Regions from separate parts of the Homo sapiens genome. Here region 1 is linked to region 2. The links are chromatin loops, found by intact Hi-C in ENCODE. Cell type or tissue: sigmoid colon. All regions are shown on one strand. Each heading gives the region's core, and the rest is flanking DNA. Links, peaks and the distances in the headings are about the cores only.

Region 1 (5,381 bases), core at 120-5,119, 330 kb before region 2:
GCCTGAACTTCAAAGACCTAAGCTCCAGCAGACACCTTCACTGACTCTGGAGACAATTGCAATACTTTTTCAGGATTGATGTGGGTATTTAAATCTGCATTCGAAGACAGAGATAGTACAATTCCAGGCATTGGGGAGCTGAATATCAAGCCTGTGAGAGGAGTAAGTAAGGAGAACAGAAGATCTCATTCCCCACAGTGCACCTTAAAACTCAAACACAGCAGATCTCCCATTAAAAAATGGCTCAGTGTGCCAGGTGCAGTGGCTCACACCCATAAACCTAGCACTTTGGGAGGCTGAGGTGGGTGGATCACTTGAGGCCAGGAGTTCGAGACCAGGCTGGCCAACATGGCGAAACCCCGTCTCTACTGAAAATACAAAAATTAGGCCGGGTGTGGTGGCTCATGCCTGTAATCCCAGCACTTTGGGAGGCTGAAGCAATTGGATCATGAAGTCAAGAGATCGAGACCATCCTGGCCAACATGGTGAAATCCCGTCTGTACTAAAAATACAAAAATTAGCCAGGCGTGGTGGCACACGCCTGTAGTCCCAGCTACTCAGGAGGCTGAGGCAGGAGAATTGTTTGAATCCAGGAGGCAGAGGTTACAGTGAGCCAAGATCGCACCACTGCACTCCAACCTGGCCACAGAGTGAGACTCTATCTCAAAAATAAAAAGAAAAAAAAGAAAAAATTAGCCAAGTGTGGTGGCACGTACTGGTAGTCCAGCTACTCAGGAGACTGAGGCACAAGAATCACTTGAACCTGCGAGGCAAAGGTTGCAGTGAGCCGAGATCGCGCCACTGCACTCCAGCCTGAGCGACAGAGCGGGACTGTCAAAGGACAGCTCTAAAAAAAAAAGGCTCAGCTATCCCCAAGGACAAACTGTGATGCCAACAACCTCACAAGAAAAAGTTAGACTTGACTTGGCTTATCTATAAGGGATGTGCTAGGTCCATGCCAACTGTGGGGCTAGAGGAGACTTCCCCATATGCATAGGATTTGGAGTGAGCTACACACCTTGAGGAGACAAAGGGCCAGGAAGTCAACAGAGCATGGGATTTGGAATCACAGGACCCAAGTTCAACATCCAGCTCTGAAAATTCCTGCTATTGCAAGTTATTTCTTCCAGTTTCAGGTTCTTCTTTGCAGGGCTATGGTGAGAGCTGGCACAAGTATGTGTTCAATAAGCAATTCCTGCATGTAATAATAACAGTAGTAGAGGCACCTGAGTGAGCCACAGGGTCTGCCTCTGCCATTTATTTCTTATGTTTCAGGCAACCCCCAGCTTCTTCGGGCCTCAATTCCCTCATCTGTAAAATGGGGGTGATGATGATGGTGACAATGATGACAGCTACTCTATCTAAATCACTCTCCTGTGCTCCCATACATTCTCTGCTGGTTCTTGGGGGAGCTTCCATTATATGCCACATGAATATGTAATGTGTAAAACACATAGTAATCCACATTGCATAAGTATTTACACATTCCCAATGATGTGAGTGTGTCGGGGGCTGGTTCTCTCTCCCAGCAAGCCAACAGCAGGGCTCCCCCTGACCTGGTTTGAATACGGGCACTGACAAAGACTCTTGCGTTTGACCAAACCTTTAGGCTCCTCTGAGTCCTCTGCTCAACTAGGTATGACTTTGGGCTTCACGCTCTGTCTTTGTAGAATCCAGTTTGAGCAAGAATCCTATTGTCAGTTTAGCAACAATTCCCCACCCTTGGAATCTAATCACCCTGGGTATCTTCTCAGCCTGGCCTGCCTGCAGCAAGAATTCTGTTGTCAGTCTAGCAAAAATGCCTCCTCTTAGTAATTTTCCATCCACGGACACCCACTCTGCTCCTGGGCTATGAATCCTCACTTGTCCCTGTTGGACTCAGTTGAGTTCAGTCTCTCTCCCCACTGCAAGACCCCACTGCAGTGGTCCCGAGAGCTACTGTGATTCCCCCAGTGAATAGAGTCTGCCTTACCATCTATAACAAGTATCACGAATAATTTTTTCTTTGACAGCACCCCAAAGTCACGGGGTCCTCTGAGGCCAGAGCATTCAGCAGCACCAAATCCCAATGTAGCAAGGGGCCATAATCATTATCATTGGTTTCTGGCCCACTGGATTTTATAATCACGGGACCCAAGTTCAAAGTCCAGCTCCTGGCAAGAGCTGATCTCCTGGAACAGCCTCAAAGAGGCCCCTCCCCAGCACTCTCCCCACTGCCCTTCCCTACCTTTGAAACATCTTCTGGCCTCAGATCTCCTCTGCATCCTCAGTTCATGATGTGGCCCTGCTCCAGCCCTGGATTCTTTCCAAATTCTCCCTCCACCTAGACCAGCTGCTTGTCCTCCCAGAAGGGCCCTGACTAAAAGCCTGCAGCGTCAGGTCTGGGGGTTGTGAACCTGTTGTTCCCTAATCTCCCGTTACAATCCATCTCGAACACATTGTCCCTGAAGCCATTATCATCCATTTCAAACAGAATTTATTAAGTGGGAAGAGACGCTCTGAGACTCTCAGGCAAATTCCATTTCTTTGGCGTCGAAAGAAAACAGCCACTCGGAGCAGCCTGGTTTCCATCCACTACAGTGCCAAATGCCTCCGCCTTCTTTCCTGAGGGCCTAAGGTCAGAGAGAGCAGCAGAAGGCCTTGTCAAACTCGGGCCCTTCTAGTAACTTCCAAAGCCTCCAGGGGTGTGGCCAACGTTGTTGAGAACGGGAATATCTGCAGAGGACCTTAGGGTGAGCCTCTCCAAAACTGAGGAAGTACAATGTATGGGGCACGCCTTTTGTCTCCATTCTAGCCCTTCCACAGGTACAGGGGGAGCCTTGGGTGTGGGCGACCCCGACGCTGTGCTAAGGCTGGCATAAGGGAACGTGATGGGCATCCCAAGCAGCCTTCAGTTTACAGGCGTGCTCCAAGCGCCTGCTGTGCACGATGTGGTGTATTAGGCACCATGGGGGTGAGGCTGGGGAAAAACAAACCTCAGACTATACACGTGCACCAGCATCAACTGGAGAAGACAAACATACGCGCCACAGTTAATTAGCCCTACAAAACAGCACCGGCTAATGAAGTGGCGCTGGAAATAATGTGTGTGATATATTTACTGTAATTTAGTTTGTTTTCTGCCAGAATAACGCAAGCTCAGACGTGCCAGGAAGAAGGACGTGAGTTAGTCCTGGAAGGGTAAGAAAGATTTAGATCCACTGGGGCTCCCCCTGGCCCTTCCGTAGTGCCGGACGTCCTCACGTTGCCCCTGACCCAACACATATCTCACTCCAGTCTAAGGATTAGTAATGTACTCCTTGCTAACGCTTTCCCAAGGAGATGGAAGAAAGTTTTTCTCACAACCGAAACAGCAAAAGCTTACCCCAAACCCCTTTCCACTACATGCTCTGACCTCTCTGCTCCCACAGCAATGGGCTCATCCACCCCCAACACCCCCGAGACCTCCTCCTCATGTTCTCCAAACTTCCAAGCCATCTTTCACTTCGAAATCCCATTCCCTTTAGCATTCCATCGGTTCAGCAGTGGCTGGCCAGGCCAGAACCAGGTATTGTGGGTGGAATTGTGTCTACTACAAAAGTCATTTGCTGACGTCCCATGTTCCTTAGAATAGCACCTCATTTGAAGATAAGGCTTTAGAAAGGTAATCAAGTTAAAATGAGGCCATTACTCATCCAAAATGAATAGTGTCCTTATAAAAAAGAGAAACGTGGAGACAGCCACACACACAGAATGATGCATGAAGACACATGAAGATGGTCGACTACCAGCCAAGCAGAGGGGCCTGCAACAGATTCTCCCTCACAGCCCACAAAACGAATCAACCTGCCAACATCTAGATCTCGGACTTGCAGCCTCCAGAATTGTGAGGCCACAGGTTTCTGCTGTGTAAGCCTCCCGGTCTGTAAGACTTTGTTACAGCTGCTGTAGGAAGCTAACACACCCCTCCAGGAGCCCCTGGCTGTGTACAGGAAGCTTCGACTCACATGCTAAGGTGTGAGGGGGGCATGGCAGGTGCTCCGGGAAGGGGAAGCAGCAAAAGCAAAGGCGCGAAAGCAGGATATTCAGGGAGGCCAGCAGCCTGGCTCTGGGGAGGAGTTTGTGATGAGGAGCATAAGGTAACAAGGTGGCCAGGCCAGGTCAAGTACAAACAGGGCTAGATGCTGAATTTACGTGTGACATGCATTGCAATATTCATTTCTTCTTTGTTCCACAGAGACTGCAGGCAGCAGGGTAGCCTTTCCAGGTGCTATAAAGAGTCATTTCTCTGGGACCCAGACTTCAGTCTGAGTATCTTCGCAGCAGATGTGTCCTGTGGGTGGTACCACTTGGTGTCACACCCTCCATCCCATGCCTGCAGCTCCTTCTACAGCACTCAGCTCTGTGCACATCTTGGCATTATCTGGGTCTGCCTCTCTCTGTTTTCCCTGTGGCCTGGTGTCCCTCTGCGGGTGCCCAGTCACACACCTGCACGGGGGGAGGGCCACACACCGTGGACAGCAGTGGAAAGAGCACTGGGCTTAAAGTCAAGGGACTGGGCTGAAGGAGTTCGGGAAGTGCCACCCAAACACGGTATGCCAGCTACCTTGAACCGAAGGCACTGGGCAGCACAGGATGCAGGCGGAGGCTTGCTCTGAGCTGCCTTTGTCTGCCTAAAGACGGACCCTCCAAAGGGACCTCAATTATCATGAATCCCCCTCCCCAGGAAATTCATGAGCCAGGGGAGACTCGCATCACAGCAGAGGGGACTGAAGGTTGATGCCATGCCCAGGCCAACTTTGTCATAGGCTACCCATATTCTCCCAAGGGCCCATTCATCTTTCCCCAAATCATTCATTCTCCCCATGGCACCTCCATCCCCTCTCCTGCCTCCGCGGTGAGTCAGGCGCATAAGCTTCTAGGTCTCTCATTGGTTTGGAGATATTCACTTTTCTTTCCCATGATGCATCCATGTGCATAATAAATGTGGTCACCCTTCCTCCTGCTAATCCGCCTGCTGTCAGTTTATTCCATAGACTCCATTATGGAGCACTCAGAGGGTAAGGTTTCCCCTCTTCCACGGAGCCTTGCTGAGCCTCAGTTTCCCTATGAGGCAGGCATACTTCACCATCTCCTTTCAGGCTGGATATTCATTCTAAGGCCACACATGAATATGAGAATATTCAGGCCTTTTAGGTAGAATATTCTAAGAATCTTAAACGATGGTACCTCTTAGTGGAAGCAGTATTCTGACAAACCAATGGGGCAGGGAGGGTGGGAAATGGTGTTTTATGGTCACTCTGGGACCCCAGGCAAGGTAATCCTAATGGAAGCTCAGGCTTTTGGGGCGGGCTTTTTTTTTTCCTGTCTACGAATGGAAACATGAAGCAGATTTCGCAGTA
Region 2 (5,381 bases), core at 158-5,157:
GAACTTCTGTGTGTTTATTGCACATTCATGAAGGTTACAGTAAATAATACTCAAGTAAGTGCATCAGGGTTTGTGGAGGGTTTGGTGCAGGCTTGTTCCAGAGCCTTAATAGGATGAATCTGAAAATGAGGCTTTGGAGATTTGATCAAAGGACAGGTGTCTTTTAATGTTGAGTTTTTAAGAAACATTAAGGATCTCAAATGAGAGAACACTTACCACCTGGACAAAAAGGACATTCAACAGTGGCATTTGGGGCTTGTGCCGTTACTGTTTGAACAGAGTAACTGTGAACTGTGAACTGGCTCAAGAAGATGTGAGTGATTTGGGATGGACCTGCAATGGGGCCTCTCCTGAAGGAGAGGACTAGGAACCGGACTAGGGCAACCAAGGGATTGATGGTAAGGTCTTAACCATGTTTATGTTCCCCAGTACCTAGCACATAATAAATAGTTGTTGAATGACTGAATGAATGAGATCAGAGATGATTGAACTGGCTGCAGTTTTTGTGCCTAGTCCAGTCATTCCCTATACCCCTGTGTTCAATAAATTTATTATCTGAAGAATGATTAGCATGACTTTATAGATCATCATAATACCAGGAGGGGGCACATTAGATGAGATAGGTACTAGCCAAGTACAGAGAGGGGAGAGCTCACATCTAAATAAGGGTGCAAGGGAAGGTTTCAAAGAAGAGGTCGCATTAGAGCTGGGTCTTGAGTGATACAAATGTTTTATTGGAGACAAGTGTTTTAATAAAAGATAAGGGGGAGGAATCTCAAGGACAGAAAATTATGTGAAAAGAGATGAAAAAGCATGAAATAAGATATCTTTAAGGAGCAGGGAGCTTGGCTTATAGAGATAAGAAAGGAAAGTTAGGCCTGGACATTGACTGACTTTGAAGAATTTAAAATTTTATTCTGTGACACTGTAGGACGTTTGAAAATATTTGAGAAGAGGAGTAATCTGATTAGATTCATGGTTTGCAAGAAAAACCTCTGGTGTGAAGGTAAAGAATAGACCGGCAGAGAGAAGGAGACTTTTCCTGTCTTTGCTAGAGAAATTTTCAGTGTTTCCACCAGCAAAACAACAATCAAAACACAGGTCCATCAGTAAAGCCCGGAAACAGGATTAGTGACATAGAAATGAGTTTCAGAGACACCATAAAGGATGAATTGTCAGGATTTAGCAATGGACAGATTGATGGCCAAGAGTCAAAGTGGCCCCTAAAGTACTGAAGTTTCCAGCTTGGCTGACAGCAAGAATAGTGACGCCATTAAAAGAGGAGAAAGTTTAAAGGAGATGCTGGTAAAATAAAAACTATTTTCTACTCTAGCACGTCATTCATACAACTGGCAAATGTCCACTTTCTTGGCACCATCCCAGCTTTATAGAATAAGAACATTAGAATTAAAAGGCACTTTATAGATTTTCTAGGTTAATGTTTCTCAAAGTAAGTTCCTCAGACTGCTACTTCTGGAAATCCTCCTTGCACAAGTGATTTTATGACCACATACATTGGGAAATATTGTATACTGTGTATTTTTGTTTTGTTTTGTTTTTTGAGACAGGGCTTCCCTTTGCCACCCAGGCTGGAGTGCAGTGGCAGGAACATGGCTCACGGAAGCCTGGAACTCCAGGGCTCAAGTGATTTTCCCACCTCGGCCTCCCAAGTGGCTGCGACTATCTGTCTTTTGGAGCTTAATGAGGCACATTAGTTTATTAATACCCTGAAAAACTCTGTGGCAATGATACTTTTTTGTTTTGTTTTGTTTAACCAAATTCCTCCAAAAAATTAAGTTTCTCAGATCCTCCTTTTTAATATAAAACTTATTTGGCTGCTGCAGTGGCTCATGCCTGTAATCCCAGCACTTTGGGAGGCCAAGTCAGGTGGATCACTTGAGCCCAGGAGTTCAAGACCAGCCTGGGCAACATGGCAAAATCTTGTCTCAAAAAAAAAATTAGAGGGGCATGGTGGCATGCACCTGTAGTCCCAACTACTTGGGAAGCTGAGGTGGGAGGATGGCTTAAGCCTAGGAGCTTGAGGCTGCAGTGAGCCATTTTTGTGCCACTGCCCTCCAGCCTGGGCAACAAAGCGAGGCCCTGTCTCAAAAAAACAAAACAAAACAAAACAAAAAAATTATTAATATTCAGAGGAACATACTTTAGGTAAAGCTAATTTAGTCCAAACTGCCTCATTTCATAAATTAGAAAACCAGACCCATGGATAGTAAATTTTTCTAACGTCGTGTAACTTTTTAGTAGCAGAGTCAGGACTAGAATCTAATTTTCATGACTTATTATCCAGAGTTCTTCCCACCTCTCTAGGTTTCTAATTGCTATGAAGATGATGATCGGTGTCTCTTTCCTAAACTACTATCAGCTGAAGGGTTTAAGACTCCATTTGCCCCATCCTGCCCTCTTCCCTCACTTCCACCCCAGACAAGAAGCTCTCTCAAACCCCGAAAGTTGGTGAAGAGCTTATTATATGGTGAAGAGTATATTATTATATATGTTTCCCACACAATGACATGTTTCTCCATAGATAGGGACTAAATTGAACCATTATAACTGTATAAACATGGGGTGGAGGGAGTGAATATAACATATTTTGTTTTCCATAAAATCACACCTCCTATGGGAATTAATGCAGAGAAGGGCATAGAAATAGTCTTTAGCACATGTTCTCATTGTCCAGTTTTCTATTTCTGGATATTATTGATAGGGGTTGAAGAGACCAAAGGAGATAAGGTAACACTGATGTGCCATTGGTATAGAGCTTTGATTAATGCTTTCACATACAGGATCTCAATTAATTCTCACCTTTTGTAGGGATGCTGGCTTTTATTATCCTCATTTTGAGGACAAGTCTGAAACTTGGCCTGAGTATGGCCCCCCAGCTAATGACTAGAGACCCTGGAGTTAAAATCTAGGCTTCCTGGCTCTTGAATACTCACTATGCTTTTCCTTTAATCTCCAAGTTCCCTTCTCAGATTCCAGGCATTCACGTTCTGCCTCTTGTGGGAACTGCTGGGCCTGTCTTTTATCCACTCGCTGTCCCACAGCCAGCTGGATGGAAAGGTTTTAGTTCTCAGTTACGCAGTTCTACGTGATTGCCATTAATCTGTAGAAAGAGTGAACACAGGCCCAGGTACTTCTTTGTAAATATTAAGATGTTAAACGTCATTTGAAAGGTTTTTGTGCAAGAATGTGAGAGTGTAAGCATGTTTAAATCTGGACTGTGTGAACTAAGATGAAGCAGAGAAGACAGCTGTCCTGCACACCGCATGATGGTAATATTGGCCAACTGGCCCACGTGATAGTTAACTAAATATGGTAGTCGTAACTTCCTAAATGCATGTTGGGTAACAGCTTTATCAGTCAGAGTTCTCTAGAGAAACAGAATCAAGGAGATTTATTTCAAGGGATTGGCTTACATCCTTATGGGGGCTGGCAAGTCTGAAATCTGTAGGGCACGCCAGCGGGCTGGAAACTCATGTAAAACTTGAAGCTGTAGGGGTTCTTTTTGGTTTGTTTTTGTTTTTGTTGAGACAGGGTTTTGTTCTATCACCCTGGCTGAAACGCAGTGGCACCACCATGGTTCACTGCAGCCTGAATCTCTTGGGCTCCAATAATCCTCCCGCCTCAGCCTCCCGAGTAGCTGGGACTAACAGATTCATGCTACCACGCCAGGCTAATTTCTGACTGTAGAGATGGGGTCTTGCTGTGTTGCACAGGCTAGTCTCGAACTCCTGGGCTCAACCAATCCTCCTGCCTTGACTTCCCAAAGTACTGAGATTACAGGCATGAACTATCATGCCCGGCTGATGATATAGTCTTGAGGCAGAATTTCTTTCTCTTCAGGGTTTTGCTCTTAAAGGACTTCAACTACCTGGATGGGGCCCCACCCATATTATCTAGCATCGTCTCCTTTACTTAAAGTCAACTGATTGTAGATGTTAACTATGAAATACCTCTATAGCAACACCTAGCTTAATATTTCATTAAGTAACTGGATACTAGAGCCTAGCCAAGTTGACATATGAAACTAGCCATCACATCAGCCAATGAGGCAAAAGTTGATATTTTGATCAGTTCCTTAAAATTGGCATTAATAATTTTATATACAAAGTTTCAAGAACTACCTTCTTACAATTTGAAGAGAAAGAAGTAGGTTTTCCCACCATCACCACATTCTTGGGAGCTGTCTTGCTCTTGGGGTCATCTTACTCTTGGGGTCATCTTGCTCTGTCACTGAAACAAATTTTTTCCCCAAGACACCAAAGACCATCATAAAATGCTTACCTTGGGACACGTTTTCTACAGAAATTCACTCAATTCTGAAGAGAATTTTGTTTCTGCCACTTTGTCCTGATTTATACAGCCAGTCAAGCCTGAGGGCAGGCTTGAAGATGACAGATTAAGTAAATGTTCCAGGAAAATAATATCCACTTCCTTTTGAGTAATTTGTTGGGGGCCCTTCATTTTCTTTTTCCCAGTAAAAATACTTCCCACCCAAATTAAACTCAGATTGATAGAACCATGACACTCCCCTCTGGTTCCCAACTTAAATGAAAACTTACAGAGAAGATTTTCCCTAAAGAGCTTTCAACACTTTTGCCTAAAAAGCTGACCATTGTGTTTCCCGGCTCTTGGCAAACCTATATAAGATACCTGAGAATGAAAATGATTCAAGGTGTACTTGGCTTCATTTTGCTGTAGGTAGAGGAAATAATTATATCTTGCATTTGGAAGTGGTGTAATTTGGCAGAGGATAGAAACATTTACAGATAATTGAAGGACCACCTCACCAACAAAGATGAAAAAGACCCAAACAATTCTTGGCAGGACTGCCCAGTCAGGGAAAGACATTTGAATTTTGTATGTATGAAGATAAAGGGGGGTAAGATTGTCTGTGTGCATTTGCTAAAGAGCTTCTTTGATCACTTGAGACTCCCTGAATTTCCACTCTGAAGGTAAAGGTTTATATGAATCCATCATTAGAAAGAGAAATAATAAAATTAACTTTCATTTACCTGCATTACGCACAATGAAGTATGGTCATAATAAATAACTAAAAACATCAAGAACCAGATAATTATTCAAATTTGGTTTATTAATTCAAAGACTTTCTGCTACATAATTTGTTTAATCGGGGATATTTTTGGCCTGGCAGGAGTCTAGGGCTTACATGTTGCTGGAAGGGGAAGTGAGTTACTCCTTTCCCAATATATCATTGAATCTTGGAAGCTGCCAGATAGAGCAGGGCAATATGTTTTCTCCACATTTTGTTTAGCATCCATGAATTTGCAAAGGGCAGAAATGCCTCCTGGGAGGAAAAGGACTAGGACTGCAACATCTTCTCTCAGGTTCAAGGAGAGAAA

What was found. Peaks named below come from ENCODE experiments on the same cell type or tissue, not always from the same donor. Only the 100,000 strongest peaks of a DNase experiment are listed, where the experiment ranks them.
Region 1: a loop joins it to region 2, with 5 times the contacts of the local background. A loop is called at or near these places in 10 of 110 quality-filtered maps.

The regions. Positions count from the first base shown.
Region 1 is chr1:223,081,733-223,087,113 of GRCh38, reverse strand. No RefSeq gene overlaps it. Among named protein-coding and RNA genes, the nearest start is that of TLR5, 59 kb to the left of the region's middle. In sigmoid colon, for the core only: no CTCF peak of the experiment used is centred there; a DNase peak (open chromatin) is centred at 2,333.
Region 2 is chr1:222,755,776-222,761,156 of GRCh38, reverse strand. It overlaps LOC105372984 (a long non-coding RNA gene), which reads left to right. Exons shown (of 4, transcript XR_922641.3): 3 at 1-54. Among named protein-coding and RNA genes, the nearest start is that of FAM177B, 21 kb to the right of the region's middle. In sigmoid colon, for the core only: no CTCF peak of the experiment used is centred there; DNase peaks (open chromatin) are centred at 3,046 and 3,296.